Regions from separate parts of the Homo sapiens genome. Here region 1 is linked to region 2. Evidence: read pairs that join two places in POLR2A ChIA-PET (ENCODE). Cell type or tissue: Panc1. All regions are shown on one strand.

Region 1 (8,000 bases), 200 kb after region 2:
ACGTCTACCGATCCCAGCAAGTTGTGAAACGCGAATAGTAAAATGGATTCATTTATTAATTTATTTGCCCCAACACTTTATGCGTGGTAATAAGTCAGATTTCTTGGTTCTGAGAAACAGAAATCAACTCTGGCTTATTCGAGAAGAGGAATTTATGTAAATGATAGTAGGAACTCATAAAATCCCCAAAGAAGTTTGGAGAACCAAACCCAGAAGACAAACAGGTGCAAGGGAGGCTAGACAGGGGCCAGGACCGCAGCCCGAAGCCACCCAGGACTCCTGTGGGGAGGACTTCCCTGCTGCTGTACAATGCTGGGGCCACAGCTGCACAGCTGCAGCCACTGGCACTGCTGTCAGGGCTGTCTCTGGAAGCTGGAGGCTGCTGCTGCTTGTCCTGCCTCCACCCAAGCAGGCTTTCCTCCGACTGGGCTTGTTGATATCAACGGCTTCCAATTCAAAACTATTTGCTAGGCCTGCAATATATGCAGAATAGATGTTAAAGTATCATGAAAACTACACAGTTATGAGGGGATTCCGTGACCCTTGTCACATAGGCATCAGAGATATGGATCCTGAGACCCAAATATGCAAGAAGGTAATTATTAGCACGTTCACTCCTCTGCTCCCTGCAAAACTGTGAGGAGCCCTGGATACACTTGTAGGGATGTGTGGCATGAAGGCATCATCCATCATGGGTGGACTAAAAGCAGGTTGAAAATGCAAGCCATGTGAAGGCAGTGACCACCTTATTCTTCTCCTCGATGCCATTGCAATGGCTGACACTCAGCAGACATCCTGTAAATGCGTGAAGTGAACGAACGCTTGGATCTTCCTCCTGCAGGTCCAGTCACTGATTAAGTAGCATCCTGGCCAGAGCAGGAAGTCCTCACAGAGTTGTGTGGGAAGCTATTGGGCAACTTTAGAAAAGGGAAAGATGATAAAATGTGGCTATCACAGGAAAAATGGGAAGGAACAGTTCCAAAATCCAAAATGCCTCAGAATATTATGGATTGAACCGGTCGCTCATGTGACCACCTGCATACAGATGTGCCATGCATACAATGTGACTCTTGCAGTTCTTTTGTTTTTTTGCACTGGGAGTGGGGAGAGGGGTTCTGCACCAGGGCAGAAGTGCCATTAGGTCCTTTGATTTTTCAAGGAAGTGTCATCTCTGTCACCCCTACCCATGATGTCTAAACTGAAAACAGGCCTCTTCATAGAGAGATCCACAGCATGTGGATATTATTCCAATCAAGATTAGAAAATCTATTCTTCAATTTTAGATAATCTTCCATGCAGCTCCCAACTAAAACACAACAGAGAAATATTTTCATCATTCATAGCTCAAGTTGTGAGCTTTATCCCTGCATCAAACCCATGGATATGCAACTGTCCCTCCATGAAAATGTTTTTTCAGGACAAGGGTCTAACATGGTAAGCACCAAACAGTCCACGAAAAGAGCTGGCCACATGCAGAGCCTTTGTGTTTTTGGTAAAACTGCCATGAGCGCAACATCCATTTGCGCTGCCTCATATTCCTTTATTGGTGAGCATTTTTTGGTTTCGAGGGATAGGAAATCAAGTCAATCAGCTTAGGCAAAGAGAAAGGTATTTGGTCACATTATCAAATCATAGGAAGGGCTGGGATGCAGCAGAGCCCAGGGAGAAGAGGAACCAGGCCCTTTCGTGCAGCCTGCGTGCTCTTTCTCCACCCCTCACTTGGCTTCTCTCAGGTTGGGTTTCTCAGGCTGACTTCTGCCACACGGTTGGGAGTTTGCCTATTGGCTGCTATGAGACTCCTAGCCTTGGCTCTGGAGGGAAAATGAGGGACTTTCTCTACCTGTGGCTTGAAAAACCCCTGGGAAAGACTCTGATTGGCTCAGCCCCATTCAGTTACCCAATCCTAGGCCAATCACTGTGCCAGGGAGGTGGGGCACAATGATCAGCCCAGCCTAGGTTAGGAGTCCACCCTTGGCTAAAGAGCTGTGCGTGTGTGTGTGTGTGTGTGTGTGTGTGTGTGTGTGTGTGTGTGTGTGTGTTTGAGAGACAGAGAGAGAGACAGAAGATAGAAAGGCGGAGAGGCCTGTAATGACGTGAGAGCTCCCGCCTGAATCACATGATTTGAGTGGGGCCTGGATGGGGAGAAGAGCATTTCCCGATATGGAGAGATGCTGGACAAAAGGAAAAATAAAGTCCGCTAAAGAGGGGTAACAAACACTGCTTTACTTTCTTATTAGCCAATTTGTCGCACTTTTGCCTTTGCTGTGACTGTCAGGAAGCTCTGTGGATTAACTTTCCTGAGCCTTGGTTTCAGAGACATATTCTCCTTCGACTTTAATTTCTTAATTCTTGTGTTCTTATTTTTATTGTTACTGTTTTGTGTTTTATGATCCCTCTGCTTCTTTTGTAAAAGCCTTCTTAAATGCTTTTGGTGAGGCCATCTCCACGTAAAGATAAGTCTCCTTTGCTGTGAAAAAGTATCACTTAGGCAACCTACATGTCCTCTGCTAGCTGTAAAGGTTAGCATTCTTTTACTGTATTTAACTTCTATGGAAAACGTTAAGGCCACCATAATTACAAGAGTGCTGATACTGCTATGGCTTTTTTTTTTTTTTTTTTTTTTTTGAGACTGAGTTTCGCTCTTGTCGCCCAGGCTGGAGTGCGATGGCCTGATCTCAGCTCACGGCAAACTCTACCTCCCAGGTTCAAGCGATTCTTCTGCCTCAGCCGCCCGAGTAGCTGGGACTACAGGCGTGTGCCACTATGCCCGGCTAATTTTGTATTTTTAGTAGAGATGGGGTTTCACCATGTTGGCCAGGCTGGTCTTGAACTCCTGATCTCAGGTGATCCGCCTGCCTCGGCCTCCCAAAGTGCTGGGATTACAGGCGTGAGCCACCACACCCGGCCTGGTGCTACGGCTTTAAAACACAATCAAACCAAAACTAACAGGTTGCATCATAGCCCTTTCTGAAGAGATGCTCTGGGATCTACAATAAATAATAGACACTCAGCAGGTTTGCATATAATGATTCAGGTCCAGGGTCCAGTAAGACCTTATTGGATTGAAAAGATCATGTGTCTTGTAGAGTAAGCTCAGGTTTATGGAGGGCTGAGTATCAAGGGCCTTTTGGTGTTGGGGGAATTTTGGGAGAGGTGGAGGCCCAGTGGATAACTCCTGGAAGGTGGAATTTTATTGTATTATTGTGTATAGCGAACGCAACACAAAAAAATAGGACAGAAGAGAACAGAGATTAGGGAAAGTTAGGAAAGTGTCAGGTGACTAGCAGTGTCTTTAAAACTCAGGATAGCAGGCTGGGTTGGCAGACGATGTCTGTCTCATTAGCAGGTGGGCCTGGAAATGGAGGGGGAGAGAATTCTTAGTAACTGCTATGAAAATCCTCACTCCTCCCATGCTCCTCCAGTGTACCACCGATGATTAGCAGGCCTTCAGTTAAGGAGCACTGCATAGTATTATCTCTCTCTCTCTCTTTTTTTTTTTTTTGAAATGGAGTTTCGCTCTGTCGCCCAGGCTGGAGTGCAGTGGTGCGATCTCAGCTCACTGCAACCTCCATCTTCTAGGTTCAAGCTATTCTCCTGCCTCAGCCTCCAGAGTAGCTGGGATTACAGGTCAACACAACAAGATAGTTTTTGTATTATTAGTAGAGATGGGGTTTCGCCATGTTGGCCAGGCTGGTCTTGAACTCCTGACCTCAGGTGATCTGCCCGCCTCAGCCTCCCAAAGTGCTGGGATTACAGGCTTGAGCCACCTCACCCAGCCAGTATTATCTCTCTTAATGTGCAAATACCTGGAGGGGAAGGAATGCAAAATGTTAAACTTTCAGAACTACAGTGCTGAGTGGACTTAGTGAATTTCCATCCATCTGTCCATCCATCCATCCATCCATCCATCCATCCATCCATCCATCCATCCATGTATCCATCCATTTGACACAAATTTATTAAGTGCCTACTCTGTGGCAGGCACAGAGTTTACAAAGATGAATAAATTATGGTTCCTGCTTGACCTGGAAATCATCATCTAGTTAGGACAGAGAGATAAGTAAATTGATGTTTACTGTACAGGGTGATAAGTGCTATGATGCAGCTCTGCACAGGGGTTATGGTGGAGCTGGGGACAGGGGCTGTGAGAGGTTTGCTACATGGGAGCTATAGGAGCTTACAGAAGGGCATTAAATCAGACGGAAGAAAGAGCAGTCTGAGAAGGCTTCCTGGCAGAGGTGATATCTGAACGGAGTTTTGAAGGATGAGTAGGCATTGGCCAGAAGGGGCCAGAGGGGAGAAAGGAGAAGAGAGGAGCATTCCAGGCAAAGAGAAGCACATCCGGGAAGGTGCCACGCAGTGTAACCACAGGTAGAAGAGTAGGTTGAAATAAAGGACATGCACAGGCCAATAAGGCTGAGAGACAGGCATGGTCAGACCGGGAAAGGTTTTGTTGGGTGAAGCTGTGGAGTTTGAAACATGACTTACAGATAGTGGGAAGCCGTGGAAGAGTCTTTAAGTAGGAAAGAGATGTGATCCAAGATCTCCCTTAAAATAATCCTTTGCACTGTGGGTATGGAGGGTCCCATCAATCTAGGCAGACCCTTAGGTAAGTTGCAAGAAATTTCAGTGAGAGGAGATGAGGGTTGGAATTAAGGTATAGGCAGTGTGGTTGGGGAGAAGGCCTCCAGCAACATTCACATCCTCTCTGAGGGCCTGCAGGGCAGCCGGACCACAGAGAGCATGAGGGAGAGGCAGCGCTGCCCAGCAGGGAAGGGTAGGGGGAAGTGAGGTTAGGAGGGCTGGAACACAAAGCAAACTGACTCCACTCTTTGCTGAGGACCAGCTCTGAGCCTCAAGATTGGAAAGAGAAAGAGAAAGTGGTCTGACCTTATCAACCCTTCTCCTGCCCAGGCTATCCCGTTTTAGAGCAAAGCTCATAAACAAAACATCTCAAGTTCTGGACTTGCAATTCTTGAACACCTTGGAGATAGAGCCACAGCTATTATTAAAATATGTTCCCCTCTCTTATCCACATCTCTGATAGAGACCACTGCTGGCTTTTAGGGTGCCTTCCTTTGGTTTTTTTGTTTGTTTGTTTTTGTTGTTTTGTGTTTTTTAGAGGCTTGCTATGTTGCCCAGGCTGGACTTGAACTCGTGGCCCCAAGTGAGCCTCCTGCCTTGGCCTCCCAAGTAGCTGGGACTACAAGCATGTGCCACCACACTCAGCCCCTTCCTCTGAATGTAAATAAGTTACCTGGGAGGACCAGTTAGAAATGGGGGCCCCTTTCTGGGGGTTGCAATCCACGTTAGTGCACAAGGCTTGGCAGGTGTAGGGGGCGCTGGATTTTAGCTCAAGTCAAGCCTGGCCTGTGCACTCCTGCGTGTAGCCCAACTGTGGCAGCTCCTCCTTCACGTCTAGATTCATAACTGCTCCCCATCCCCAGCTGGAGGAGCTCCTGTCTTCTGTCCCTTTCCCTCTGGATTCTGTATCATGAAAGCCCAAGGGACAGGCCTGGCAGTCCAGATTCCTCTGTGGCAGCTGGCGGAGGGAGCAGCCTAGAACGCACATAGGATCATCTTTGCCTGTCACAAGGGATACCTTTTATGACTGGAGGAGCCTTAGCATTTGAATACCTTGGGGTAAAGACTGGGGCCAGTGCCAGCTTGCAAGTTTCTAAGTGGTTAGAACCAGGGAAGGCTCAGAAAAAATCTTTAAGCAGAGGCTGATCCCTAACTTCTGGACAATGACATGGTCACAGGGAAGCCACAGAGTCCTGGAGGTGGGAGTGGAAAGTGGAAAAAGAGGGTCATGTGGAGCCTCCGGGCAATAGCCTGGTCGGGATGTGGTGGTGGACGGCGAGCGCAAATGCGGACCCTGCTCCAGGCCCAGAGGGGAAGTGAGAATCTGAGCCGACCTCGTTGGTTTGTGAGGGAAGTGGGGTTTTGTTAGGGGAAGCCAGGTTTCATCTTCAGGAAGGAGGTGGAAGATGTGTAAAAACAAAAGCAGACAAAGGTAAAGAATAATCACCATGTTTTGTAAGTTAAACTCTCAGGTAGGAGAGCTTAGGGTAATCATCAATGGGGCCGGGTGTGGTGGCGTGTGCCTGCAGTCTCAGCTACTTCGGAGGCTGAGGTGGGAGGATTGCTTGAGGCCAGGAGATTGAGGCCAGCCTGGGCAACAGAGAGATCTTGTCTCAAAACAAACCAACAAGCAAACAAACAAACAAAAACGGGCCTGGAGTTCCAATTCAGAGAATCGCTGGGATTTCTTTTGTCCAATTGTATCACTCCGCCCTGCGAGTGACAGACATTCAGCTCAAACTGGTCCAAGCATAAAGGGGAAAAAATAATTTATTTGCTCATGGAATTAAAAAAAGTCTGGGGTAATGGTTTCAGGTATAGTTGGGTCCTTGTGCCCAAAGTAATGTTACCATGACTCAGTTTCTCTCTCCTTCTTAGTCCCGCTTTCCTCTGTGTGGGTTTCTCTCTCAGGGAATGTATTCACACATGAGGACAAGCAGGTAGCCAGCATCTCCAAACTTTCATGTCCACCAGCTCAGCAATTCTAGTGGGAAGAGACAGCTTCTCTTTCTCAGTAATTCCAAAGAAAGTTCTGGAATTGGCTCCAATTGAATTGGCTTCTTCCTATTCCCATCCCTGAACCAATCATTGTGGCTTGGGCTTGGACGGTGGGGTGTTTCCCAACGGAAGATCTGAGTACTCCTGCTAAAAGAGACAGGAGTAAGTTGGGCAGACAAAACAAAAACTGTCCATTGTATCTTTGTGACTGTATCGTCACTAAAGCCTGACCACAAGTATATGTTGTAATTGATGTTCTTTCTTGTCTGATCTTGCAGACAGAACAAGTCCTTCTTTCTGTCATAAACTTGGATGGCAGAATTTCATGGCAAGCTGAGGCATCAGCAATGGTCTGGTGGGACTTGGAGGGATTCTGCTTCCCTAGGAACATGGCCAGAGTTTTCTTCTCCACAGGGGCCGTGGGCAGTGTCCTTGAGGAGTGGTGAACTAGGGCAAGAAGCTTGGCAGAAGGGAGTTGTTTTTTTGTTTTTTTTTTTTGAGATGGAGTCTCACACTGTCACCCAGGCTGGAGTGCAGTAGTGCGACCTTGTCTCACTGCAACCTCTGCCTCCCGGGTTCAAGCAATTCTCCTGCCTCAGCCTCCCGAGAAGCTGAGATTACAGGCACCCGCCACCACACCGAGCTAATTTTTTGTATTTTTAGTAGAAATGGGGTTTCACTGTGTTGGCCAGGCTGGTCTTGAACTCCTGACCTCGAGATCTGCCAGCCTCGGCATCCCAAAGTGCTGGGATTATAGGCATGGGCCACCGTGCCTGGCCCACAGAAGGGAGTTATTCTGAGGCCTGCTGATGCTTAGAGTCAGATCGGGGCAGCTGTAGGCTTCCAGCTCCTCTGTCAGTTTGGAGCAAAGCTGGCAAACGGAATGGGATTGCCACCTGATTCGGGAGGCAGCCATAGGCCTCATGGAATTCTAGGAAGGCTGTGTCTTAGAAGATGAAAGGAAGGATCCATAGTGAGGGAGGACTTTCCGAAACATATCTTCCCTAGCACTATGGCCAATTGTTTCCATGACCTTGATCTTCATTCAGTCTCCTTCTCAGGAGGAAGTAGGGGTGACCTCTTTCTAGGGCAGAGGTTCTCAAAGTTTGCTTTGCAAAGGAATTATGAGTCGGAGCCAGGGACACCTAATTAAATACATACCTCCAGCCCTACTGCTAGAGATTTGGCTTTAGTAAGTCTAAGGTAGGTGGGGTACAGGATTCTGTATTCTGAATAAGCAACCCAAGGTTCTGATGCAGCTGGTTCAGGGAACACATTTTGAGATCCACCTCTTGAGGCTGGAGTATCTGAGGCCAAGGATGTAAGCAGGACTCCAGTATTGAGACAGGATCCATATGATAAAACTTAGGGGACAGCTTGAGCTCAGAAACAGGGCAGAGCTGAATGTTTAAGTGCTT
Region 2 (8,000 bases):
GGACCCTTACCTTACACTATATACCAAAATTAACTCAGGATCAAAGAACGAAACATAAAAGCTAAAACAATAAAACTCCTAGAAGAAAATGTAAGGGAAAAGCTTCATGACACTGAATTTGGTAATGGTTTCTTGGACACGACACCAAAAGCACAGGCAACAAAATAAAAAATAGACAAACGGGACATCAAACTTAAAAACTTCTGTGCATCAAAGGACACAATCAACAGAGTGAAAAGGCAAAAATATAACACGGAATGGAAGTAAATATTTGCAAATCATCTATCTGGTAAGGGGTTACTATCCAGAATATATGAATAACTCCTGTCACTTAGCAACAACAAAAACCAAACCACCTAATTTAAAAATGGGCAAAGACATTTTCTGAATGTCTCTGAATAGACATTTCTCCAAAGAAGATAAACACATGGTCACCAAACACATGAAGGGATCCTCAACATCACTAATGATTAGAGAAACACAGATCAAAACCACAAGATATCACATCACAAACAACAGAATAACTACTATAAATTAAAATACAAAAAAAATTAACAAATGCTGGTGAAGACGTGGAGAAACTGGAATACGTGTGCACTGTTGGTGGGAATGTAAAATGGTGCGGCTACCACGAAAAAATATAGCAGTGGTTCCTCTAAAAATAGAATTACCATAGGATCCAGCCAATTCCATTTCTGGGTATATACCCAAAAGAACTGAAAGCAAGGATTTGAATAGATACCTGTACACCTACGTTCATAGCAGCACTATTAACAACAGCCAAAAGCTGGAAGCAACGCAAGTGTCCATCAGCAGGTGAACGGATAAACAAAATGTGGTATATACATACAATGCAGTATTATTCAGCCTAAAACAGGAAGAGGGGCGGGGCACAATGGCTCATGCCTATAATCCCAACACTTTGGGGGGCCAAGGCAGGCGGACAGCTTGAGCCCAGGAGTTGAAGACAAGCCTGGACAACATAGTGAGACCCTGTCTCTACAAAAAATAAACAAGTAGGCCGGGCGCGGTGGCTCATGCCTATAATCCCAGCACTTTGGGAGGCCGAGGCAGGCAGATCATGAGGTCAGGAGATCAAGACCATCCTGGCTAACACAGTGAAACCCCGTCTCTACTAAAAATACAAAAAAAAAAAAATTAGCCGGGCGTGGTGGCAGGTGCCTGTAGTCCCAGCTACTCAGGAGGCTGAGGCAGGAGAATGGCGTGAACCCGGGAGGTGGAGCTTGCAGTGAGCCGAGATCGAGCCACTGCACTCCAACCTGGGCAACAGAGCGAGACTCCATCTCAAAAAATAAATAAATAAATAAACGAGTAAGTAAATAAATTAGCTGGTCATGGTGGCACACGCCCACAGTCCCAGCTACCTGACAGGCTAAGGACAGATTACTTGAGCCCAGGAGGTCAAAGCTGCAGTGAGCCGTGATTGCACTCCAGGCTGGGTGAGAGAGAGCAAGACTCTTTCTCAAAAATAAATAAATAAAAATAAATTTTTTTACAAAGGAAGGAAATTCTGACATACGCTACAACATGGATGAAATCTGAGGACATTATGCAAAGCGAAATAAGGCAATCCCAAAGAGACACATATGTTATGATTCCACTTATATGAGGTACCCTAGAGTAGTCAAATTCACACAGACAGAAAGTAGAGCAGCAGTTGCCAGTGCTGGGGGGGCGGGAGGAGTGGGTGGTCATTTTTTAATGGGTACAGAGTTTCAGCTCTGCAAGACGAAAACAGTTCTAAAGATGGACTAAGGTCATGGCTGCATAATAATGTGAATATACTTAATGCCACTAGACTGTACACTGAAAAATGGGTAAGACGGTAAATTTTGTGTTACGTGTTTTTTAAGCACAATTTTTAAAAAATATATGAACCGGCCGGGCGCCATGGCTCACGCCTGTAATCCCAGCACTTTGGGAGGCCGAGATGGGCGGATCACAAGGTCAGGATATCGAGACCATCCTGGTCTAACTCGGTGAAACCCCATCTCTACTAAAAATACAAAAAATTAGCCGGGCGTGGTGGCGGGTGCCTGTGGTCCCAGCTACTTGGGAGGCTGAAGCAGGAGAATGGCGTGAACCCGGGAGGCGGAGCTTGCAGTGAGTGGAGATCACGCCACCGCACTCCAGACTGGGCGACAGAGTGAGACTCTGTCTCAAGAAAATATATATACATTTTGAAAATATATATATATACACACACATATATATATGAACCAAGGCTGGGCGCAGTGACTCATGCCTGTAATCCCAGTGCTTTTGGATGCTGAGGTGGGAGGACTGCTTGAAGCCAAGAATTCGAGACCAGCCTGTGAACATAGTAAGACACTGTCTCTATAAAAAATGTAAAAATTAGCTGGGCTTGCTAGTGCAGGTGTACAGTCCTAGCTACTTGGGAGGCTGAGGTGGGAGAATGGCTGGAGTCTAGCAATTCAAGGTTGCAGTGAGCCATGATGTTACTGTACTCCAGCCTGGCTGACAGAGTAAGACCCTGTCTCAATTAAAAAAAGAGAAGAGAAAAAGAAGAAAAGAGAAGAGAAAAGGAGAAAGCCTGGTGTGGTGGCTCACGCCTGTAATCCCAGCACTTTGGGAGGCCAAAGCGGGTGGATCACCTGAGGTCAGGCAGTTCGAGAGCAGTCAGCAGTTCGAGAGCAGCCTGACCAACATAGTGAAACCCCGTCTCTACTATGAATACAAAAATTAGCTGGGTGTGGTGGCGCGTGCCTGTAGTCACAGCTACTTGGGAGGCTGAGGCAGGAGAATCGCTTGAACCCAGGAGGAGGTTGCAGTGAGCCAAGATTGCTCCACTGCACTCCAGCCTGGGCAACAGAGCGTCACTCCCTCTCAAAAAAAAAAAAAAAGGAGGGGAAGGGGAGGGGACAAGGGGAAGGGGAAAGGGAAGGGAGAAGGAAGGGAAGAGGAGGGAGGGGAGACAAGGGGAGAGGAGCCACAAGTTTCCTGGTAAGCCTGTGGAACTGTGAGTCTATTAAACCTCTTCATAGATTACCCAGTCTTCGGTAGTTATTTATAATAGTGTGAGAATGGACTAACACAGAAAGGCAAACTTTAAAAAAAAAAACTAACACTAATTTTTTCCCTAATTAAAAATGAAGATCGGCCAGGTGCAGTGGCGCACACCTGTGAAACCCTGTCTCTACTAAAAATATAAAAATTAGCCAGGCATGGTGGTGCGTTCCTGTAATCCCAGCTACTCGGGAGGCTGAGGTAGGAGAATCACTTGATCCTGGGAGGAAGAGGTTGCAGTGAGCCGAGATCATGCCACTGCACTCCAGCCTGGGTGACAGAGCGAAGACCCCGTCTCAAAACAAACAAACAAACAAAAAATGAAGATCAATTTTCATCCTACTCATTCCCAGATAATACTGTAGGAAAAAAACCTACCGTCTCTGCTCCAAGAGTCTGCAAGCCAGTATAAGTTCTATCCAGCTATGGAAAGACAAAAGGGAGAGTGTTAAATTTCACTGCACTTACTTACATATTATCATAGGATACAATCTTTATCTACAGCTCTTTTGCAAGTCTTCATACCATAGGATCTACTTTTTCATAATGTAAAATATAAATTCATCACTTCAATAAAAAATTGAGTAAAATCAATAAAAACCTCAGACATATAGTTACTATATTTTTAATATAAATTATAATTTTAAAAAACCTATTCTAAGGACAATGTAAAAATGGAGGAAGTTTTACACAAAAAGATGTTTACTGCAGCATTATCTATAACCAAACTAAAAACAACATAAAAATCCAGAATAAAGGAATGTGTAAGTAAACCATGGACCATCAATCTCTGAAATATCATGCAGCCACATAGATGAGGTTTGCAAAGACTGTGTACAGATATTTTAAATGACAGGCTATACATATTTTAAATGCATACATTCTTGGACACAATTATATACTCAGAGTATATTTACTAAGCACTTAAAAAAAAGAATGAAAACATAGGCAGTAGAGGCTATGCTAATGACTTCAAATATACTGGCATCATGATTTGTTTTTTGAGAGAGGAACACAAACTGAGGGTATGTTAATAATATAAACAAGAGTTTACAATTACACAGAAAAAGGTTAAGTTCTTATTTGTAAATTTATATTCCACCACTAAAAAAAGAACTTGTGATAACAATATAAACATGCAATAAGATTAACAGGGAAAAGTATTAAATTGGGTAGAAAAAAAAAAGAGAGGGAAAAAATGAAGCCAGGGTAGGTTAGTAAATACAAGGTTTTAAAGGCTTATGAGAGGTAGGTGTCACGTCTGGCTGAGTTTCTTAGCAGCCAACATAGAGAGGACAACTCAGTCAGTTATGAGAGTTAGTGTTCACAAGATAAAAAGCAATACAGGGTGGATTAATAGTGGTTCCATGGAAGAAATCTGGAGTTTTAATATTTAAACCTTAGCTAACAGTATGACTGCTAAAAAAAAAAAAAAAAGGTAATTTTAGGTTACATCCATTTTCACAGTCTCCAGAGCATAGAAATAATAGTCTCTCTGTAATCCGCACGGGTGTATCTTTCATTGTTGGGACCAAATTTCAAGAGGGACATTGGATAGGACAGAACTAGTATCAAAACAAGAAGAGGAACTGGAAAACAAAGCATACAAGAAATGTAACAGGAACAGGTTTTGCCTGGAGTAGAAATGATTTCAGGAGACATGAAGGCTATCATTAAACATTTTTAGCGTTCTTATAAAACAAAGCCTTATTCTGTATTATTTCAAAAATCAACAGCCTGAGGCCAGGCTTGGTGGCTCACTTCTGTAGTCCCAGAACTTTGGGAGACTAAGGCAGGCTGATTGCTTGAGTCCAGGAGTTTAATACCAGCCTGGACAACATGGCAAAAGCCTGTCTCTACAAAAATTAGCCAGGTGTGGTGGCATGTTCCCGTAGTCTCAGCTACTCAGGAGGCTGACGCAGGAGGATCTCTTGAGCCCAGGAGGTTGAGGTTGCAGTGAGCCATGATCGCCCCACTGCACACCAGCCTGGGTGAAAAAGGGAGATCCTATCTACAAAAAACAAACGAACGAACAAACAAAAAAACCAGCCTGGGCAACATGGCGAGACCTCAACTCTACAAAAATAATTAAACAATTAGCCAGGCATGGTGGCGCACGCCTGTGGTCCCAACTACTCAGGAGGATGATGCGGGAGGATTGCTTGAATCCAGGAAGTTGAGACTGCAGTGAACCGTGTTTGCATCACCGCACTTCAGCATGGGTGACAAAGCGAGATCCTGTCTCAAAACAAACAAACAAAACAGAAAAAAGAAACACTACGACAAAAGGACAAACGGGGTCAAGGTTTTACTAAATGGATCAATGTGTTGGCTTGGGAAGTGCTGTGCTCTAGGGTAATGGGTAAGGAGAGAGTAAATGACTACCTGTCAGAAATGCAGGATATAGTAATTTCACACATTCTAGGAACTTTAAATTTTATGTAACTCTAATATTTAGAGTATTTAATATTTAATGTATATTTACAGAATCAAATACACGTCATTATTTACTGTACAAAATACAAAGATCACTTCAGGCTTTAACAGCCAGGAAAAGCTACATAAGAACTTGAAGAATGCAAAGAATTCAGACAAGCATCTGAGGAGGGGAAGAGCATTAAAAAAGACCCAAGGAAAGACGGCCCAAGGCATCTCTATGACATGAATAGACTGCCATGGCTAGAGCAGAATGTTCATCAGGGGATTTGTGCGAGACAATCTAGGGGAAGTAAATCGAGTCAAAATGAGCCCTGAGAGCAGGTGGGGGCATTCGCACTTTAACAGGAATTCAACCAAGTTTTCTGAAAGGGATAGCAGAAAGGTTCTGCGGTTTTAAGCAGACTGATCAGATACTGTTGTGTAGGATGCCCTATGAAGAAAGGAGATGGATTTTTAAAAGCCTATCAGGAGACAGCAAAATAGCAGCCTAGGAATAGTGGGCAGGGGCCAGGGCGCGGTGGCTCACGCCTATAATCCCAGCACTTTGGGAGGCCAAGGCAGATGGATCACTGGAGGCCAAGAGTTTGAGACCAGCCTGACCAACATGGTGAAACCCTCTCTTACTAAGAACACAAAAATTAGCTGGGCATGGTGGCGTGCACCTGTAGTCCCAGCTATTTGGGAGGCTGAGGCAGGAGAATCGCTTAAGCCCAGAAGGTAGAGGTTGCAGTGAGCCGAAACTGCGCCACTGCACTCCAGCCTGGGTGACAGAGTGAGATTCTGCCTCAAAACAAAAAACAAAAAAAAAGAATAGTGGGAAGGGCGGAGGACGGAATGTAAAAGAGATTATGAAGAAAGAATGATGGTCTGCAACTAAACAAATATTTAGAAGAGGGAAGAATCAAAGATGGCTCCAAGAGTTAACTAAAAAATGACAGGAAAAATACTACCGTACAAAGAAGGATCACAAGGCTACAACACAGGTGTTTAGGGTCTCAAGGCCAATACACAGCAAAACAATAAAATGATGTTTTCCAGAAAACTGGTAGGAAACATTTTATTGTCATTTTAAAACACTTGTCTCCAATAATCTTCCACCAAAAGCTCTAAGTAATATGTACAATGTAAGATGTGAAAAGTACGTAAAGAATTCCTTTTGTTTAGAGACTAGGTCTGAGCCCAGTGCAACATAAGGTAGTATGTGCTGTGTTAAAAATAAGATTAAAAGAAAGTAAAACTGGCCAGGCGCAGTGGCTCACGCCTGTAATCCCAGCACTTTGGGAGGCCAAGGTGGGTGGATCACCTGAGGTCAGGAGTTTGAGACCAGCCTAGCCAACATGATGAAACCCCGTCTCTACTAAAAATACAAAAAAAAATTAGCCGTGCGTGGTGGCGGGCACCTGTAATCTCAGCTAACTGGGAGGGTGAGGCAGAAGAATCGCTTGAACCTGGGAGGCGGAGGTTGCAGTGAGCTGAGATTGCACCACTTCCCTCCAGCCTGGGCAACAGACCGAGATTCTGTCTCAAAAAAAAAAAAAAAAAAAAAAAAAAAAGCAAAACTAAAAGACTTTCCTCTAAGTAACAGGACAGTACTCTGCCCCTTAATAAAGTGGCTGTGTGCCCTTTTATTTGGTTCCAGTGCTTCTCTGAGGTCATAAGGCAACCTAGTCTTATGGTAATCTTTGGAAAATAACTTAAGCCGCAGGTTAAGCAGTCCCACCTATCACCAATGGAAGAGAAATTTCAGCATGGCTTAAGCTTGAAAGAGGTCCATTTGTAGAAGAAAGGGAATGAAAAAGGAATTCTACAGATATACTCAGCTTCAGTTAGCCCAGTTTTGGAAGCCATTAGTGGGAACAATGTGATAAACCACAAAGTAAGGGTGCTTTGGAGATGTACAGTATCAGGATTATGTCACATGTAGAGAAAATGTACACAAAACTATAATACTATAAAAAGGGTCTAAGGGAACACTAAGAAATGGTCTTTCCATTATAAAAATTGAATATGGGCCAGGCAAGGTGGTTCACGCCTCTAATGCCAGCACTTTGGGAGGCTGAGGAGGGTAGATTGTTTTAGTCCAGGAGTTTGAGACCAGCCTGGGCAACACAGTGGAAAAAAAACTCCATCTCTACAAAAAATAAAAAAATTAACTGAGTGTAGTGGCATGCGCTTGTGGTCCAGCTACCTGGGACGCTGAGATAAGAGGATCACCTGAGCCGGGGGAGGTCAAGGATGCAGTGAGCCGTGATCACGCCACCACACTCTAGCCTGGGCAACAGTGAGACTCTGTCTCAAAAAAATAAAAAATAAACGTTTATTTATATAAAATTGCAAAAATATTTGAGAAAACCAACCAAAAACAGGGCATGAGAAATAGTTCACAATGTCATTATTTCAGTTGCTCCAACTTTTTGGTATATTTCTTTTGTTTTATTTTTCTACCTTTCAAAGATCGTGGTTGACTTCATGTACATACAGTTTTATACAAACATACCTCAGAGATAATTGCA

The links. ChIA-PET counts read pairs that join two places held together with the same protein. Peaks named below come from ENCODE experiments on the same cell type or tissue, not always from the same donor. Only the 100,000 strongest peaks of a DNase experiment are listed, where the experiment ranks them.
Region 1: POLR2A ChIA-PET joins it to region 2 with 15 read pairs; 2 of 35 experiments call an interaction of 5 or more read pairs at or near these places.

The regions. Positions count from the first base shown.
Region 1 is chr3:183,538,789-183,546,788 of GRCh38, reverse strand. All of the region lies in intron 1 of KLHL6 (kelch like family member 6), which reads left to right. Among named protein-coding and RNA genes, the nearest start is that of KLHL6-AS1, 5.9 kb to the left of the region's middle. RefSeq lists an enhancer at 5,701-5,810. In Panc1, no CTCF peak of the experiment used is centred here; no DNase peak of the experiment used is centred here.
Region 2 is chr3:183,743,143-183,751,142 of GRCh38, reverse strand. It overlaps YEATS2 (YEATS domain containing 2), which reads right to left. Exons shown (of 31, transcript NM_018023.5): 9 at 3,427-3,471. Among named protein-coding and RNA genes, the nearest start is that of YEATS2, 49 kb to the right of the region's middle. In Panc1, no CTCF peak of the experiment used is centred here; no DNase peak of the experiment used is centred here; H3K27ac peaks cover 577 bases.